Linked DNA regions of Homo sapiens: region 2 is linked to region 1. A link is a loop called in an ENCODE intact Hi-C map of the cell type or tissue named here. Cell type or tissue: Caco-2. All regions are shown on one strand. Links, peaks and the distances in the headings refer to the core of each region. The heading gives the core; the rest is flanking DNA.

Region 1 (10,513 bases), core at 1,250-9,249:
TGTTTATAAGAAAAGAGGTTTAATTGACTCACAGTTCCACAGGCTGTTCAGGAAACACGGTTGGGGAGGCCTCAAGAAACTTACAATCATGGCAGAAGGGCGAAGGGGAAGCAAGCACGTTCCTCACTTGGTGGAGCAAGAGGAAGAGAGAGCAAAGGGGGAAGTGCTACTCACTTTCAAAACAACCAGATCTCCTGAGACTCACTCACTATCATGAGAACAGCAACGGGGAAATCTGCCTACATGATCCAATCGCCTCCCACAAGGTCCCTCCCCAAACATTGGGAGTTACAATTCAACATTAAATTTGGGTGGGAACACACAGCCAAACCATATCACCCAGGAAGCCTCAAGTTCCAATAAGCACACACCTTCCTTGTAAGGAAAATGATCCCAACACTTATTTCTTTCATAATGTTTCATGGCTCCTGCATTTTGATTTATTGGTGAAAGCAATCTTGCTAGCTAGGCAACAGAAGACTGAGTGAGAAAGCAGTGTAGAGGCCTGGCAGGCACATGGAGGCAGAACCTACCTGGCTGGAATTCAGTTCAGTGGGAGTGCTCTATTTACAGTGACAGAAAACAACCAATCAAATCATCTTCAGGAGAATTCTGCTAGCAGATGTTACTCTATGAACCCAGGTACAGAGACTATATCCAAATGTTCAGTTGAAGACCCTCCATGTCCTGACAACAAATCTCTATCCCAAAAGTCCATCTGTTAGTCTTGTCTCATCAACCTTAGCCTGATTGGAATGTTCCAAAACATTTTCCAATCATTACACAGGTAACATTTATTAACTGAGCATCTATTTACAGTACTGTTGATAGCAATAGGAGGCAGACAAATTCCTAGGCAGACAGGAACGGGTTCCCAGTGAAACTCGACCTTCAAGCCAAGGACATTTTGAAGTCTGAACACCAAACTATCAGTTCCAGATGGAGTCCAGTGACCAGAGTGACAATGTCCATTCTCGTTCAGTACACTTGGCCCCTGATTGGTCCCAGGCCAAGGCTTCACTTCAGCTCCTGATTGGTCCCAGGCCAAGCCTTCACTTCAGCCCCCAATTGGTTCTTTACACTATCATCTCTCTTTCTGAATGGTGATCTTCTCAAGCCTATCCATAAACCAATCAGCACATATTTGACCATTCTAAGCCCATAAAAACCCCAGACTCAGGCTTGCAGCCAGCAACCCATTTTTGGGTCCCCTCTCGCTGCTGAGAGCTTTCCTTCTGTTGCTCAATAAAATTCTACTCTGACTTACTCATTCTCCAGTGTCTGTGTACCTCATTCCTTTTGGTCATAAGACAAGAACTCAGAACTCACCAAACTGTGAGAGTAAAATAGCTGTAACACTCCCTCCTGCTCGCCAAACTCTGGGAGAAAAGAAGCTGTAACATTTCAACAGGTACTGAAGAATAAGTTCATATATATGAGGAACTAAAAGAGATACCAAGCAAGGCAGTAACTGAATCATGCAAGAAGTGTTAAAGAAAAAATTATTCCGATCCTTGTTTAAATAGTAAAAAAGACTATTGTGATAGGTGTCAAGACAATTGCATGGGGAAAGAAAGATTAGGGTCAACTCAGGATACAAAGAACAAGTGAGGACTTATAGACAGAAGCAGGCTGGGGGATTGGTGGATGGAAAATTACTAACAGGAGACATCAAGGCTAGAAGGAATTCTTGCTAAGCGGACATAACATGATTCTTACTGAGGCAGGCAGGGTGATCAGACATCAGGGTGAGGGGATTCTCTCTAGACTGACTAAGCAAGACTCTTGCTAAAACTGGTCTGTGCAGCGCTGTCAAGGATGGGGGCCAAGGGTGACGCCTACTTAAGAAGAGGGCCTGGAGGAGCCTGACAAAGTTTGGTCATGGAGATAGTCTTGTCAGAAGTCAGAAAAGTTTCCTGGTATAGATGGGGCTTGAGTTAAACCTTGAAGATGGGATCAGTTGTAGGCATGTCAAAAGGAGACACAAGTCACTTAAGCGTGAAGGGGTCTATCATGAACAAAGTTGCAGAAGTGAGGCAGCAAAGCACATTTAAAGCCTGGAGAGCAGAAACAAAGGAAGCAGTAAGGATATGGGGAAAGACAGCAGACTCCAGAGGGATGTGGATGCTGGGTCTGCTGCAAAATTAATCCAGTTAAGTAATGTGATATTTGATCTTGCTGGACATCAATCCACGTTTGTATTACTACATTTTTTAAAGTAGAGCTTTGAATGAAGATAATTAAGAACCAGTGAAGTAAAAGCTAACAATCAACAATGTTCACCTAAAGAAGTTAAAAATACATTTTTAATCCTACCCAATAAAGGTCAATTAACTGAGTTTTTAAGTCCACTACATAAACCTCAGAACAGACTATAACGTTAATATACTTAAAAGATAAGTATACTAAAAAGTTAGAATTCCAAGACCAAGACTTCACTATTATAGTTATACATACATACTACAAAATCTGGTAGCAAATCTTCATTGTAATTATTTGAAAACCTGAATACACAATTTGTTAAAAACATCTAAGCTACTTTCAGGGCTTTACAAGCAATTACATGTGTGTTCATCACCATCAAACAGGACATTAGCATCCCTTTTCTATAGAGCAATCTGCTTTGCTGCGTTTAGTGCTACAAAGTAAGGCCAACTGGCAAGGTCTTAACCAAGAAGCGATTCAGTAATGTTAAACCTCAGCTACCAAATCTAGCATCTAATAAAAAAATCTAATTTCCTTTTACGTGAGAAAAAAGAATTTGGCCACTTTGAGGAAAATTCATGTTTATATGGCTTTTCCTTGGATAGATGCCTTTCACACAAGTTGGCTTCAATAAACACTTCAGAAGTGAATGAAGTCCAACTATCTCAAATGAGGACTAAAACAGCAAACAACTACAAAGGACAGATTACATCAGCTTTCTCTGTTCATAGGACCATTCATAAAATAAGTAAGCAATCACCTAAGTCAGCCAGGCGCAGAGGATCATGCCTGTAATCCCAGCACTTTGGGAGGCCAAGGTGGATGGATCGCCTGAGGTCAGGAGTCCAAGACCAGCCTGGCCAACATAGCAAAACCCCGTCTCTACTAAAAATACAAAAATTAGCTAGGTGTGGTGGCACATGCCTGTAATTCCAGCTACTCGGGAGGCTGAGGCAGGAGAATCGCTTAAACCCAGGAGGCGGAGGTTGCAGTGAGCTGAGATGGTGCCAATGTATTCCAGCCTGCGTGACAGAATGAGGGCTCAGTCAAAAAAAAAAAGAAAGAAAAGAGAAAGAAATCACAGAAGTCAGCTTTCCTAAATGTTTCTCCTTTGTGTGTGTGTCAATCCTTACAGTCACTAATAAAAAGCATTCTGATATGCTTTTCACTTAAGTTGAAAATGAGTGTTAGAAGAATAAACTACCTAGCTTCAGGGGCAACATATACTCAAAAGCAGTTAGATATGTGCTCAGTTTTCACCCAAAATGAGCAATGAATACAATTGGCATGACTCTTCTCCAACTGAAACAGATGGGAAATCAGTAGTCATCCTTCCATAATAGCACCTTAGATACAAATGCTAGCCCAGAAAATAAATAGGACTTTGGCTTGTATAATATATTAGCTTATAAAAAGAAGTGTTTTAAGAGTAGCATATCTGTAAATTAGGTAAATTGAATATAAATGTCTAAATTTTTGTATGTAAAATATCTGCAAACAAAGGTTTTAATCACTGATTAGTAACTGTCTACCATTTGCCTCTTAACATTAACTCTTTTGTTCAAAAAAGCCTGGAATGTAGCTATATAAAAATTACTATCAAAAATCGACACTATAAAAGTAATGTCCTGTGTCCATGGTAGATAAGCAACTTAGTCTGCTTATAATACATAGGATTACCTTTCATTTTATCTTTGTTTTCAAATACACAAATTTTTAAAGGAAACATATCATTTATTGTCTTCGTTTTACCATGATTTTAAAAATCCAGACCACTAATTAGTCAGCTGAACTCACAGATTTTGAATCTAAGTGAGAGAACACAATTGCTTAGTTGTCAAATATGCATCCAATCGGTATACTATAAAAATCACCAATTTTGAGTGACTAAAAAGAAAATACAAATTATATCGGATATTCGAAAAAAGAGGACAATTCACTCATTTCAGATAATGGAATGGCTCCAACTCTGAAGTACAGTAAGAAAGTGGCAGATGAGAAACTGAGACGCCCAACTTTTCAGTGCAGCTGTTACCAATGACATACGTAAACACAGGGCCATCATTCATCCTGCCAACTCTGCTTTCTCCAACTTTCAAAAATAATCGCTGCTACCTCTCTGAACTTTCTTTGTAATATACACACACCCACACTCACACACATGTGCACAAATATATATAAATCCAGGAAAAGTTTTTGAAAAGTAGAAAGAGAAACATAACTATACATGCTGATCATTAAGTGTCTCCTAATATTATCTCTAAATAGAGATCTGGCTGCGCCAGCTACAATAATTACATTTACAACTATAAACATCCTCTACAAAACCACGTTTATTGGATGAAATAACCTTAAATACAGTGGTTCTCTCCAGGTCTTACTAATTAAACGAGCCCTTTTTTAACAGAGGGTCAATGGTAAGTTAGTCTAGGTCACATCAATCATCACAACAGTGATTAGCAATTTAAGAAAGTTGTATCTGACAGTTTATGTGAATAAATACGTGTAAACAATATAAATATACCTACGTAGATATGAATGTACAAGGAAGTGACTAAAAACATGAGAACAAAGATAATGAAAAATTGGCAAGAGTTTCAAAGGACACAACAGGTTGAGAGAATCAATGTCTCCCCAACTCAATTTTGAAAACTTAACTACATTCACAGCAAGAGCTGGGGATATACCTCAGGTGGAGGCTCAAGAGGGCTCAGATTCTGATTTACTCAAAAACGTATTAGAAAAAATTTTATTTTTTCAGGTATAGTTCTTACTATAATATTAGTTCCTATGTTATTTGTGAGAAGAATAAAAGGGTTGAAAGGTGCTGGCGAGTCAGGAGTTATGTTTGTCATATGCTTATATGGCAATGAATAAAAAGGTAGTAAGAGAAATGGAGCCCATCAAATCTTGGGCTGAAGTCCACATGAGAAGGCAGCAAAGGAATAGAAAACCTTGTCCAAAATAAATCTATCTGATAGAAAGGGAAGGTGAGCAGTGAGCGCTCTATTTCATGCAGGCACCTACTATACCAAAACTCACAAATCACTTAGGTGAAACAAGGGGGGAAAATAGCTATGATTTCACTGTGGAATTGACTAGAACAGTGGAGAATATTAATAATAAATGACTAGAGAGAAAAAACAGCATGGATACAGAGGGAAAATAAGAGAATTATGCAAGAAATTGGCTATGTACCCTACAGTTAATTATTAACAAGGAAGGTATAAGGTACATGGATGTGCTTTGGTCAAGAAATAGGCCAAGGCAGACATCCAGGCCTGCATGACTCAGTGAGTTTAGGATGCAGGCACATACTCCACTTGTTAAATAACCTGTTTGTGTAAGTTCATACTTGGCTGTAAGCCATTATTTATTGTCTGTTAAAGGTATAATTGCCCTGCTGACACTGTGCATGGGGGGCTTGGTTTAGCATGGGTCAGTATGGCATGGCATGGCTTGGCTATTGCACCTAGAGAAAAAGAGAGTACCGGAGTTGTCCATCTTGCAGATGGACAGAGGGGAGCCAGGGTACTACATGGCTCGACATGGCTCACACTCATGCCCAGAGGGAAGGAGTTAAGCTGCTGACACTGCAGGCAAGGGAGAGCTGGCCGTGCAGCTGTGTGTGGGAGCAGCCAGAGCGGCAGAGCTGGCTGCTGAGAGGAGCTGTGGAGCCGGAGCAGACAACCAAGATAAAGGCGGACAGTGTGAGAGAGCTGTTGATGAGAGAGCTGCTGAATAAAACCATATTCCCCTGCCTATGGCCCCCCGAGTGTTCTTTCAGCTATCTGCCCATCTACCCACTCCCCTCGGACCTCGGCTGGGGCTCAAACCTGACCCTGGACCTTACAATTGGCATAGTCATGGCATGACAGAAGGGTAGGGTAAGAATAGATTTCAAGAAAGCAGATTTTGAAGTTTTACAAAAAATGGTAAAAGTTAAGAACTCAGCTCTGGAGTTGGACTAACTGGATCTGAATTCTGGCCCTGGAACTTAGCTGTGTGATTGTAGGCAAATTACTCAAACTTTATGGGTCTCAGTTTCTTCACCCGTAAAATAAGGGAAATTGTATTATCTCAAATCTCTTCTAGGATTGTTATAAGAAACGAAAAAGAAGTAGCTGATATTCATTGAACATTTATGTGAGACAATGTTCTAAACACTAAATGTATTTGCTTACATACATTCTTCACAGCTGTATGAAATCAATTCTATTATTAACCCTGTTTTCACAGGTGAAAAAAATGGAGTGTTCAATAAATAGTAGCTTTATTTCATAACTCTAAATTACAAAGAGAGAAGTGGTATCAAGGAAGAAAATTCACAAAAAAAGAGATGTCATTAAAAAAAATCACAACTAGTATCAATGAAGAAAATGGAGCAAAGAAGAAAAACAAATGTGCTACACAGAGAGTTCCATGATGTACCTGAATTTCAAAAGAACATGAATAAAAATAAAAGATATTTAAGAAGGATAATTTTCTTATACGTCTAGATCCTAAATGAGATGAAGCCGACAATAAAAAGAGCTATTTCATATCTACACATTATTAGAAAAAGAAACAGGAAGACCAATTACATGGAGCATATGAAATAAAGTTCAAGTGACAGAGAAAATAGAGCTCCTCAGATTTCTCCATCAAGAATATACTTCAAGTGTTTCCTTAATAACTTTTTCTCTTTCTACTGACTCCTTTGTCATAGTCTATATACATACTCGATTATTCCCCATTTAGTTTAAAACTGAAACAACACAAAACACTTCTCCCCTTTCTTCTAGTTCTCTTTTCTTTCCCTGCCTCACTGCTAAAAAGAGTAGCTTATATGTATTTTACCCTACATTTTTTCATCCCCCATTCTCTCTTCAACACAAAATAATTAGTATCCATCCCCACCAGTCCCTTAACATTCTTAAAAAAAAAAAAAACCTTCCTAGTTGTAAAATGTAATAAATTACTTTCAGGATTCATTGATTTGACTTTTCTGAATATCTGACATCATCGTCCATGCTCTTTGAAACTCTCTTTCTTCCTTGGTACTTTGCTGGTTTTCTCGCCACCTCTCTAGACAATCTCTCCTCTGTTCTTCACTTCTCTCTTTGCCCAGCTCTAAATATTGGTGGTCTGTTATTTCATCCCTTCTGTTTCACTGAGATGATACACATTCTTTTAATTTAATAATCCTTTATGCTCTGCTTTGGGCACAGTTCCAGGTGCCCTCAACTCTCCAGCACTTAGCCATGAAACTTTCTCAAGAACAAGTAGTAAAAAAAAAATAACTTTTTTTAATAAAAAAGTCACTGTTTAACCTAGACCATTGCTTTCTCATTAGGAATCTGGCTTCCTTTGGGACTCCCAGTAGGCCTCATTTGTAACACTACTTGTTTGGTTTCTCAATATCTCAATTTCCCTCTTCTTTCTCCTAAGAGGTTTGATGAGACATACAACAAAAGCCCTTGGTTCCTCTCTTGCTTCCCCAGGGGCTTGTCTTTCAATACCTATGCTGACTGCTAAGCTGCATGAGAATTCACTCTCCTGTCTCACCCATCAGGCCAATTAGGAATGACTTCTACCTTATTCTCTGTTGGGTTACAACAGGTCTTTCAACTATTAACCAAAGTGCCTGATGTTTACAATTTTCCCTCAGCTCAGACAATGCTTGCAGATCTCTAGGATCATTAAGTCCCTGAAAACAGAGATAGTTAAAAACACAGCAATCCCAAAGAGACCCTTCTGAACTAGAGACAGATATCTTTTAAAAATTCAAAGAATTTGTTTATACAGGCAAATGTTATGTCTGTTTCCTCAGAACTCTAGAAGGAAGGGAAAACATATTTGCTCAAGAATCAACCATTAAGCATAAAAAAAAGTCTTACGCCTGAAATCTTTAAAATAATTTCCTTTCTGTCAGATCATCTCCCCAACATCAACAGTGTCTACCATACAATCTTGCACTGAATTACTCTATGCAAATTGCAATCCTAGATTTTTAAGGTACCTGCCATCTCTCCATTGTTACAATTCCTACTAGTAGTACAGTATACTTCCTTTGTATGAGCCAGTGCTAAATAGACTGGGAGCATTTGACTAAAACTCACTGACACCGCAACCTGTTAGCTTTGAGCTCTAACAGCACCTAATTTCACCCAAACCCCACCTTGTTAATTCTTTCACATTTCCAGCATTTCAGCTATCTTGAATTACTCTAAGCCTAACATTTATGTTACGAGTAGTAAGGCACCTGAGTAGGTCATTTGAATTTTAGATTGATTAGTTCCTATTTCACAAAAATCATGTCTAATTGCCAGACCTTTCTGTCTAAGAACTGTACATAAAGTTCATTAACCTCCCACGAAACTTTTAAAATCAATTCACAAATCTGCATTACAGATTCAACAGCACTCATAAACTGTTCAAAAATGCTCCCACAGATTCACTGACATTAATGGCTCTAAATACTCAGTTGGATCCCACAATAACATATTCCAATCAAATTTCGGTTTTTGGCAAAATATTTTACCAAGTTCCAGAAAAATAAAAATTATATAATATGATCATATAATTTATCATCCAAATGGGACAGTATTCAGAGTAAAAAGAGCACTATTAATAATCATGAAAATGACAAGCATAAACCAGAACTGTGCCAGGTACACTAGGACAGAAGGGCCCCCTCTATACAAAGCCATTTATACTAAACAGAACCTTTTTTTAAATGTATACTTTAAGTTCTAAGGTACATGTGCACAACATGCAGGTTTGTTACATATGTATACATGTGCTGTGTTGGTTTGCTGCACCCATTAACTCATCGTTCACATTAGGTATTTCTCCTAATGCTATCCCTCCCCCATCCCCCCACCCCACGACAGGCCCCAGTGTGTGATGTTCCCCACCCTGTGTCTTTATTGTTCTCAAGGAGAGATCTAAAATCTAATGAAATTAACCCAAAAAGGAGTCAGCAAATATATGTTCAGAACAGATAGCTGAGAGAACTGTGTACAAAGATGAGACCAAAGATTTAATTCAGCCTAGAATAAAAACCAAACTCTATACGGGGTTTTAAAACACGGCCCCCAAATTCATTGACACTCCTCATTGAGAGGTGTGGTCTATGGCCCCTACGCTTGGATCTGGTCTCTTTGAACACTTGATCAAGAGTAGGTGAAAGGAGCACTGTGCCAGTTCTGGGTCCAGGCCTTGAAATATTGGCAGCTTCCACTTTGTTTACTTTGGCAGTACTGATCAGATCATCGAATCCTTAGTGATATCTCTGCCTGCTTAATCTGTCAATTACCGACAAAGTGGTGTTGAAGTCACAACCACCATAGTGGATTTGTCCATTTCACCTTTCAGTTCTATCAATTTTTGCCTCACGTATTTTGACACTCTGTTGTTTGGTGTGTATACAATAAAGTTGGTTGTCTTCTTGGAGAACTAAGCTCTTTATCATCATGTAATGCCTCTCTTTAATCTTGATGATCTTCTGAATCATCAGAAGTACTTGCTTTGTCTGAAATTAACACGGCTACTGCAGCTATGTTAATTTTTTAAGACAGGGTCTCACTCTCTTGCCCAGGCTGGAGTGCAGTGGTACTCACTGCAACCTCTGCCTCCGGGTTCAAGCAATTCTTCTGCCTCAGCCTCTTGAGTAGCTGGGATTACAGGTACATGTGCCACCATGCCTGGCTAATTTTTGTGTTTTTTGTTAGAGACAGGGTTTCCCCCTGTTGCCCAGGCTGGTCTCAAACTCCTGATCTCAAGTAATCTGCCCGCCTCAGCCTCCCAAAGTGCTAGGATTATAAGGGTGAGCCACCACACCGGGCCTTCCAGCTATCTTTTAATTTGCGTTAACATGGCATATATTTCTCTATCTTTTTGCTTTCAATCTGCACCTTTGTATTTAAAGGATAGTTCATAGATAAAATATAGTTGGGTCTTGTTTTTTTATCCACCCTGACAATCTCTGTCTTTTAATTGGTATCTTTAGACCAATTACATTTTAAGTGATTTTGATATGTCTGTATTAATATCTGTCACGTTTGTAACTTATCTGTTCATTGTTTTTGTGCTCTCTCACTTTTCACATACCCCCTTGATTCAGTAGGAGGAAAGGAGAGGACCCTATCCCAGAGAGAGCAAAAATTCACACCTACTTACAACTTGAGGGAGGGTGCCAAACCCTGGAGGGACTCAGATGTGACCCACCAGCAGATCCCAGTACAATGAGAAAACTATGAGTCCTACCATACCTCAAAAAATAAAATAAAATTAGCTCCTTCATTTGGTATAAAACACACCAAGC
Region 2 (10,513 bases), core at 1,109-9,108, 160 kb before region 1:
AGCAAAAGTATTTTTAAAGAAACAACCACAAATTTGGTGTATGTATCTATACATCTACATCTGTATCTGGTAGGGAATGGAATAACTTACCTAAAATAATAGTTTTTAAGGAACATTTAAAAACATTAAAACCATAACTTAAAGCTAAAATAGATCACTGAATTCATTCTTAGTTTTTTAATTTACAGAAAACACAACTGTCCATTTAAGTGACTTGTCCAAAATAAAAAAACTAACTGGTGACAAAGTTAGAAGAAATACTGGACTTCCAATTCCTTGATACCATGCTTTTAAAACTAAAGTTCACTGCAAAAGGAGCCTGCCTTTTTGCTGCCATCTCTGCTCAAGGGAAGGACTTCCAGAAAAGACACAGGTTCCTAGATTTTCATCCCCAGTTGTTGCTGTGAGCCTTGGCTATCACTCTCCTTCTATCCCAGAGGACTGGTAAATGGGACCAGGACTTATTCACTCAGGCTGGCCTCCTTTGATCTGCCAACTGGCCCTGTACATGGCAAACTGTACATTGCTGGCACCTGGCTCAGGGCTCTGCCATAGTCCCAGGGGCATATCTGGGCAGGGACTGGTCCTGGCCTAAGTCCCGCCTGACTGGCAGCAGGTTCCAGCTGATAGGAGGCCAGAGAAACACATGCTGAAACCCTCTTGTGCCACTGCTCTCACGCCCCAAGGCCTCCTGGGCACTGACCGCCTTTCCAGGGGCACATGATGAAGGTTGGAGCTTGGAGACTGCAACTGGAGTGAGAGCATGTGCTGGATGGAAACAAGTCTGCCTAGCACAGCCTGCAGGCTAAATAAGAATAAAGCGAGTGGAGCGTCAGATCAGCAGCTGCTTCAGAGCCATTTTGGAAAGAGGCTGGGAATAAATAAATAATAAAAAATATAATCAAATAATTGCCATCTGTTACTGTTGCTACCACCTTGTTGACAATCTACTCTCCAGCTTTGCTGTCCACATGAACATCAACATTTCTGCTCATGGCTACACAGCAAAAGCTCTGTCTTCTGGAATGTTACTAGTGGAGGATTATGAAATATTACCATAACATAAACCTTACCTACCTTTACTTATACTGAGCCCTGTCTCTGTCCTTGTCTTAAAACTTCATGAAATCCTATTTGGACCTTGAAAATAATTCTTTAGGTCTTTCTCTCTAAATCTCCCAAGCAAAAAGTGCAGTGTCCTTTTCTGGTCTGCCATTCTATATAAAGAAGTTACTTGTCATACAATATAGTTAGTGATATAAATTGTCTATTTTCTCAGTGAGCTGTTTGAAAACAATCTACAGCCCTCTGTTTACATAACTTCTCGAACTGTTATATAGAAAAGGAGACTATGTGAAGATTTGAAAAGATACTACAGGCAAAGTGCTTACCCTAGTGTTTCACATGAGCAACAACCAATAAGGCTTCCTTATCATCACCTGTACTATCATTAATCATCATCATTATCAATACCGTTTATAAATCTTTACACCCTAAGGTAGCTGCTGACATGCACTACATGCTAACAATTTTTTTTTTTTTTTTTTGAGACAGGGTTTCACTCTGTCACCTGGGCTGGCATGCAGTGGCAAGATCATGGCTCACTGCAGTCTCGACCTCCTGGGCTCAGGCAATCCTGGCTAATTTTTTGTAGAGTTGGGGTTTCACCATGTTTCCCAGGCTGGTCTTGAACTCTTGAGCTCAAGGGATCTGCCTGCCTTAGTCGCCCAAAGTGCTGGGATTACAGACATGAGCCATCATGCCCAGCCAACTGTTATTCCTTATGGAAAACCATATCACATAGTTTAATCACCACGACATAATTGGACAGTACTTTTGATACCAACAATGGTTGGCAAACGCTAAGGTGGTTCCCATGACTCCCTTGCCTATTCATATTCACTTTGTTGTGGAATATTCTTCCTTTGAGTGTCTGTGAGAGGCTCGCAGTCCAAGAGACTCAAAAAACAGAATGTTGCCAACAGCCATGTGAGCTCAGAAGTAGATCCTTTCCCAGTGGAGCATTCAGATGAAACAAGAGAAGGCCTAGCTGACTGTGCAGACTGAAGGGACACCTGGAGGCAGAGGCACCCAGCTAGGCCATACTCAGACTCTTACCACACAGAAACTGAGACAATAAACCAGTGCTATTTTAAGCAGCTTATTTTGCGGTAATTTTTTACACAGCAACAGACAGCTAATATACCAACATTTCCCCAACTTATGTTCCACAGAGTCCAAAATTTGTTCTTAATCTAGTAAATCTGGGAGATGTAATGGCAGATTTAATTTTAACAGCAGAAGACCAAGAGCTTTTAATCATTAGCTAATGAACATTGAGATTCTACTGGCTGGGGGGAGATGGGAGAGATGCACATATGCAGCTCACCCCAAACAGATTTGATCAAGGACATTTTTCCTAATTTTAACAATTATTTTGTTAATTGGACCATAATTTTATTTTTCTTTTCTTTGTTTTTATGAAATAGGGACATAGTCTCACTATGCTGGCCAGGCTGGTCTCCAACTTCTGGGCTCAAGCAATCTGCCCGTGTCAGCCTCCCAAAGTGCTAGGATTACAGGCATGAGCCACTGCTCCCAGCCGCAGACCACAGTTTCAGAAATGACTTTTCAGATTCACAGAAGCTTTAGGAGACACAGAAATCCAAAGCCAGCTGTGAATGCCTCAGACAGGAGGCAGAACATGTGCAAAAGTGGACAACAGCCATCCCACGAATTGAGGGAAATTATCCAACTCTTCCTAAAAATATCCAAATTTGCTGTTATCCAACAAACTATATTTTGTGAAAAGTTTTGTTGCTTCCCTAATTTTTCCGTCTTGTAAATTGTCAACAAAAATATATAATGCTCAACATATTTTGTAAGAAAAAAAAACGTATTCATGTGTTTGAATCAACAGACTAGCTTCAATCTAAGATAAGTCAAAGCAGTAAAAACTTGTTTTAGAATAAACTTTGTTGTGGGGGGACCTCTAAGACCCAAAACAATAAAACTTCTCACCAAAACACACACACACACACACACAAAATCCAAAGATGAAAGTTTCATTTGAAATATTTCTCTAGTCCCTCCTGATCTTTTATTTCTCTAAACCAACCAAGCATGGTATTTTTATGAACAAATTCTGCAATTGCGTTTCTCAAGAAAATAATTTACAGCTATGAAGAAGACAAAACAGTAGTTTTCCTCTCTTATCCCTTCCTTCCCCCATCACATCAGCCATACACATCACCTCTCACCAGCAATGACAGGGACTGTCAGGAGGCTGGAGGCAGAAGGACAGAGCAGCTTGCAGAGGAAAGGAAATGGAGTAGAGTCCAATGAGCACCTTGTTTGACATCACATCCATCACTTTAAAAGGTGTTGAGTTCTGTTTTTGTTTTTTAATGTCTTCCTGCTTTCCAGAAACTTTACTTCTTTGGCAATGAAAGGGCCAACTTGCACATTCTAGAATGTTTTACTGCCTTCAACATTTGTGCTTTCAATTTACAGATAGCCCTTTAGAACTGGTGGGTAAAAGTGCTATGTTTAATCTGGCACTCAGTGATTCAAAGGCAATTTCAAATTTGCATCAAAATTTCTCAACTTAGGTGCATTTCAAAGTAAAGTGATACTATGTCTGAATTTTAATAGCACTAATTCCAGTTACTAGTCTAAATTTTATTATTGAGGGAGATCAAGGAGCTCATTTATAGCTATTCTTTGATACAGTGCTAGATAGCAAAACTTACTTATCTGTAATATACCTATTTAAAAAATCACTGATCATAATAAAAATCAGAACTACTTGAAAGCTCTTCATGTTGTTATTTAAAAGATGTACAAGAAGTCATATGATATGATCTTATAAGATTATTTCAAATGAATTACCTTCAAGTCTGAAGACTCAACAGAAATGCCCATGTTAAAATATTGGTCATTCTAATGCCTAAATAAAGCTAATATTACAAGCACAAATCAATGCTCTCACATTAAAGAGGGGGTAATGAGACCTGCACTCTCTACTCCACAGGATTATAAGGATAAAACAAAGTAAGAGCTATGAAGCACTTCATAAACTGTAATAGGCTCTTACTATTATTAGAAATGACTGAAGTTTGAGTCCATTTTGCTTCCTAAAAGCAATCTAATGTCAAGTGCTGCAGATCAAACATTTCTATGATTCAAAAACCAGAATGCTTACAAATGTTGAATTCAGTGTTCAAAAATAAGAATGCCCTCAGACACTGAAGTCTACACCTTGAGCTTGACCAAAAAAAAAAAAAAAAAAAAAAAAGCTTAGCCTGTGCTATAACACTGCACAGTACAGATGCCCATATCACCCATATCCAAGGCAGACCACAGACATGTCATTCACATAGAAGGTCAAATACACAGGCATCTTTCAAAATTTAAGAAGTGACTCCCTTTGCTATCTATAGCCAAGGCTGACAAAATGTAGGGAACTGATATTTTTACTGTAATGAAGGATACATGTGACAAAGCACTTGATTTATCAATCTGCTAAGGAATCCACAATCTACCATTATTTCAAATCATACATTTTGGCAATCTATGCATTTTTTTTTACTGACAATTACAAGAATACTCCTTCATTTATGCATATTTCCACTTATATATGTTTACTCTTGAGATTTAAAGACTGGTCAAATGAACTTTGGTAACAATCTAATTAAGAAAAAAAAAACACTACCAAAATGTCCTAAAAAACAAGCTATTAATATAATGGTCTGTACACTGTTTTCTTATAAACTAATTTTACTGTTGAACAGAGCATCAAATCTCTAAAGACTTCAAGAAATCAATATGCCATTTTACATGTAGATTTCTGTGTTTCATGCTAATATAAAAAGTAATATTTGCAGCAAGAACTACCCTTAAGAGACAACAAACATTGAAATTGGACAGCAGTAGTAGTGTTCACTCTAGATGATAGCTTACTCTTCTTTAAAGTATACACTAAGGTGTAATTATGCATTTCTTCAGGACTAAATTTTCTTGTGATCCACAAAATTTCTTATCTCACAGGTCTCTGTGAATGAAAACATTTGGCAGAAACACTAAGCTGTTTATGAGGAATAAAAGTACACCAATGGATTCCTGCTTAGCAAACAAAATGTTCTGTCTCTTAAAGGAATTAACATGAAGTATAATTTTATTCTCAAAGCATGGCATGAATAATATAAATCTATCATAAAAACTGTTTACTACAAGAATGATTCCCTTTTATTAAATTATTCTCACTTCTTTTGCCAGGAAAGCTAAACTGAATAGCACTGTGATAGAGATACTTTAAAATCTGAGCTACAAACAACAAAAAGTTGTTAACATTGATATGTAAAGAACTATTTTTAAAATCGTCCCTTGCCCAGTAATTATACTTTAAAATAGTCAAATAACCATCACCATGAAATATGCAAGACAATGATTTAAAAATCAGTCCATTTAAAACAGGTTCCAGAGGTTCCAAGATGGCCGAATAGGAACAGCTCCAGTCTGCAGCTCCCAGCATGAGCAATGCAGAAGATGGGTGATTTCTGCATTTCCAACTGAGGTACCACGTTCATCTCATTGGGGCTTGTCAGACACTGGGTGCAGCCCACGGAGCAGGGTGGGGCATCGCCTCACCCAGGAAGTGCAAGGGGTCGGGGAATTCCCTTTCCTAGCAAAGAGAAGCCGTGACAGAAAATCGAGAAAATGGAAAATCGAGACACTCCCACCCTAATACAGTGCTGTTCCAATGGAATTAGCAAACGGCACACCAGGAGATTACATCCTGCGCCTGGCTCAGAGGGTCCCATGCCCACAGAGCCTTGCTCACTGCTGGCACAGCAGTCTGAGATCTAACTGCAAGACAGCAGCCAGGCTGAGGGAGGGGCGTCGCCATTGCTGAGGCTTGAGTAGGTAAACAAAGCAGCCAGGAAGCTCAAACTGGGTGGAACTCACTGCAGCTCAAGGAAGCCTGCCTGCCTCTGTACACTCCACCTCTGGGGGCAGCACATAGGTGAACAAAAGCCAGCAGAAACTTCTGCAGACTTAAACGTCCCTGTCTGACAGCTTTGAAGAGAGTAGTGGTTCTCCCAGCATGCAGCTGGAGATCTGAGAACGGACAGACTGCCTCCTCAAGTGGGTCCCTGACCCCCGAGTAGCCTAACTGGGAGACACCTCCCAGTAGGGTCCAACTGACACCTCATACAGCCAGGTACCCCTCTGAGATGAAGCTTCCAGAGGAAAGATCAGGGAGTAACATCTGCCGTTCTGCAATATTTGCTGTTCTGCAGCCTCCGCTGGTGATACCCAGGCAAACAGGGTCTGGAGTGGACCTCCAGCAAACTCCAACAGACCTGCAGCTGAGGGTCCTGACTGTTAGAAGGAAAACTAACAAACAGAAAGGACATCCACACCAAAACCCCATCTGTACGTCACCATCATCAAAGACCAAAGGTAGATAAAACCACACAGATGGGGAGAAACCAGGGCAGAAAAGCTGAAAATTCTAAAAATCAGAGCACCTCTTCTCCTCCAAAGGAACGCAGTTCATCGCCAGCAATGGAACAAAGCTGGACGGAGAATGACTTTGATGAGTTGAAAGAAGAAGGCTTCAGACGTTCGGTAATAACAAACTTCTCCGAGCTAAAGGAGGATGTTTAAACCCATCGCAAAGAAGCTAAAAACCTTGAAAAAAAGATTAGACGAATGGCTAACTAGAATAACCAGTGTAGAGAAGTCCTTAAATGAGCTGATGGAGCTGAAAACCATGGCATTAGAACTACGTGACACATGCACAAGCTTTAGTAGCCTATTTGATCAAGTGGAAGAAAGGGCATCAGTGATTGAAGATTGAATGAATAAAATGAAGCAAGAAGAGAAGTTTAGAGAAAAAAGAGTAAAAAGAAACGAACAAAGCCGCCAAGAAATATGGGACTATGTGAAAAGACCAAATCTACATCTGATTGGTATACCTGAAAGTGACGGGGGGAATGGAACCAAGTTGGAAAACAATCTGCAGGATATTAACCAGGAGAACTTCCCCAACCTAGCAAGGCAGGCCAACATTGAAATTCAGGAAATACAGAGAATGCCACAAAGATACTCCTCGAGAAGAGCAACTCCAAGACACGTAATTGTCAGATTCACCAGGATTCAAACTCAGGCATGTGGCTGCAGAATCGGCACCCTACCCATATTTTACCTTTTATATATATTTATATTTATATATGTACTTTAGTACTTCTGTTACACCACCACTTGCACTACAGCTGTGTACTGTCTATTTCCAAACTTTGTGTGACATTGTGATTTAGTAAGAAATATTTATTTGGTCTTCATCCCAGGTCTTCATCCTGGCACAGAGTTCCTAAAATCCTTATAATTTTCTGAGTAACAGGGGTGATAAGAGCATCTTTTGTTATAATATTTGGTCTTAGTCCTCAGTTCCTGACACAGAGCTCCTAAGACCCTTGGAATCTTAGTGATAAGAGTATATTTTCTGAATGCTAAGAAGAATGACTGGTGGCTACAGGCCCCTAGATAGGTTCAGGATGGGGATTGGTTGCCAGAAGAACCAAGGCATGATTACAGGGTTGTAATCTGCAACTCCACCAATGTGCCTCCAGGGAGGGGCAAGGGGCTAAAGATGAGTTAGTCACCACTGGCCAATTATTTAATCAATCATCTAGGTTATGAACCTCTATAAAACCCCTAAATGATGGGTTCAGAGAGCTTCTGGGTTGTGGACACACTGAAGTGCTGGGAAGGTGGTGCCCCTGGAGAATGCCTGGAAGCTCTGAGCACCCTTCCTCCCTACCTTGCCCTATGCATCTCTTCCATCTGGCTGTTCCCCAGTTGTATCCTTTATAGTCAACCAGAAAATATAAGCAAATGTGTTCCTGAGTGCTGTGAGCCATTCTAGCAAACTATGGAACCCAAGGAAGGGGGCGTGGGAATGCCCAATTTGTAGCAGGTCAGTCAGAAATGCAGGCAGTCCAGGACTTGCAACTGGCATTCAAAGCGGAGGTAGTCTTGCAGACTAAGCCCTTAACCTAAGGGGTCTGTGCTACTGCGTAGTTAGTGTCAGAAATAAATAGAATCTTTAGACACTCAGTTGGTGTCTGTCTGAGGTGTTGGTGAATTGGTTATTGGTGTGGGGAAATAACCCAAAAAGTTAATTTGAAAGTGTTATGAGTAAAAAACAGCACAGTACCATGGAAAAGGTGAAATCTGAAAAGAAAATTTACTCCCATTGGCAGGCATCAGGGCATTTTTTGAGCTACTGCCCAGCACTGCGGAGCCCTAACAGGAACATTATTAAAGCCAGTTCAGCCTCCACCTGTCCATAAGGCTTCTCAATGCTTTAATTCACCCAGGAATATAATTAAAGAGGGTGATTCCTTAAATTACCAAAGCTCTATTTAAACTTTTATTCCAACAAGGTTTCCTACTAGTCTACTGTGAGAAGCATTCTTTGTATCATTTCTTAAAGTTTCCTCAAGACTCGTGGGGTTGGGAACAGAGTGACATCTAGTATTCTGGGTCTCATCTTCCTGACAGGATCCCAGTGATCAGGTGACACAGGTCATCAGACCAGCATGGCTTACTTCGACCTGAACATCCAGTTAGCACTCCTACCTTCTCACATGTTTGGGGAACTAGCCATGCATGTGCCAACTAAGTTATTAATACTCTACAGGGTATTACACTGGGGCTCTAAAGACACTGGTAACAATAATATTAGGAATAATAATTTAACACTAAGTAACAGGCACAATGTTAACTTATTTTCCATCTCTGGCCCAAAGTATATATATTTTTCAGATGAGGGGTCTGGATTACATAATCTCTGAGGTTCCTTCAAAATCTAGAGAAAATTTCAATTTAAAAAATCTGAAAATGTCAATGTAAAAGGATTTGCTTTTCTCTTATATGAGTGATTTAATTTCCCCACATAGATCTTCTGCCTTTATTCTGAATAACAAACTATAACAAAATGTTCCCAATGATATGATTCTATCAACAACTGGATGATTTCAAAAGTAACACCATCTCCCGCTTTCAATTCTTTGAGCAAAATGCTCACATGTCATTATTTATTTATTTTCATTATTTTTTTAGAGACGAGGTCTTGCTATGTTGTTCAGGCTAGACTTGGACTCCCAGCCTCAAGCAGTCCTACTGCTTCAGCCTTCCAAGTAGCTGGAACCACAGGCACACACCACTATAACCAGTTTATTTTACATTGTTCTTGTAATTCTGGTATCAGTGATTCTTATAACAATATGCTCTCAATTTATTTTAAGCATGTTGAGACCTTAATGATAACTATTCAGAAACCATACTAAACATTTGATCTTGAAATCTTCCATCGTTTTCCATCCTCTGCTTATGCCTCAGTTATTCCATTCGCATGATATGGGCACTTAATTTAGCCAACTCACTGACCCATTTCATCTACTGCTCCCAACTCTATGGCTGGATCTAAGCACAGTTTCTACATCCAATATTAGCCGGTCATTGTTTCACAGGACAGATTTCCACAGCTGACAACTCTACTCCATAACTGGAATGAACACTTCAATCTGCATTTTTATATCAGTATCCTTTCTGATTAAAAACTAGAGTGCCAAATATCTTGACAGATATTTCACAGAAAGATGTTCCATTTTTAAAGTTTGAATTTTTGCAAAAAGTTATATTATTTTAGGCCTATAAACTTGATTATTTGCACCAAGATTCCTTTCCGGTATGTGGTAAAAATAAAAAAAAAGTTTTTCAGACATGTATTGAAAATTAATAAGCAGCACAGACCATTAGTTCTTAATTGGTTTTTATTTTTAATTTTCCAGTGCTTTCTTCTTTCATTAAAATGAAAAAAGTCCTAATATCCTAAGTTTATCTATTACCACAGAAGAAATTATTCAAGGTGAAAAGGACATTTTAAAATACTAATATGCATAAATATGTACTATTTCAAAGCTAAATAAACCAACATATGGCAGGTTTTTTAAAAAAGAAACTAGGGAAAAAAGGAAGAAAGAAAACTAATATTGAACTGGTGGTATTAAAGTGAGAAACAAAGGTTTAAAATCACAAATTAAAAAAAAAATGTCTAACCAGAATTTACAGCATGTCTTACATTTCCCATAGTAGCTGGTCAGTTTTTCTCGCTTCCAGTAAAGATTTTAGAAAACATGTGCTTTAGACTGCAATAATTCATTTACTGTCATCTAAGATTTTAGTATAAATCAAGCATATTGACATATAGTAGTGGAGTCTGGTTTGGGCTGAATTTTAACATGAGCTTTTTAGAAGGTAGAGAAAGAGATGGGCCAGGATCTATAAAGCAGGGATATTAGGCAATTGCCAAACTCTAAGCTAACGTTTACACTTACTGAATGTTTGTCCCCACCAAAACTCAAGTTGAAACTTAATCCCAAATATGGCAGTACTGAAAGGTGGGGCCTTTAAGAGGTGCTTGGGTCTTGAGGGTTCTCCC

Evidence for each region. A loop is a pair of places that touch in the nucleus more often than their neighbours do. Peaks named below come from ENCODE experiments on the same cell type or tissue, not always from the same donor. Only the 100,000 strongest peaks of a DNase experiment are listed, where the experiment ranks them.
Region 2: a loop joins it to region 1, with 2.8 times the contacts of the local background. A loop is called at or near these places in 3 of 110 quality-filtered maps.

What each region holds. Positions count from the first base shown.
Region 1 is chr7:90,762,226-90,772,738 of GRCh38, reverse strand. All of the region lies in intron 4 of CDK14 (cyclin dependent kinase 14), which reads right to left. Among named protein-coding and RNA genes, the nearest start is that of CDK14, 170 kb to the right of the region's middle. RefSeq lists enhancers at 5,256-5,755, 5,756-6,257, 7,458-8,029. In Caco-2, for the core only: no CTCF peak of the experiment used is centred there; DNase peaks (open chromatin) are centred at 5,488 and 5,778.
Region 2 is chr7:90,924,314-90,934,826 of GRCh38, reverse strand. All of the region lies in intron 8 of CDK14 (cyclin dependent kinase 14), which reads right to left. Among named protein-coding and RNA genes, the nearest start is that of CDK14, 330 kb to the right of the region's middle. In Caco-2, for the core only: a CTCF peak has its summit at 6,012; a DNase peak (open chromatin) is centred at 5,966; H3K4me3 peaks cover 667 bases.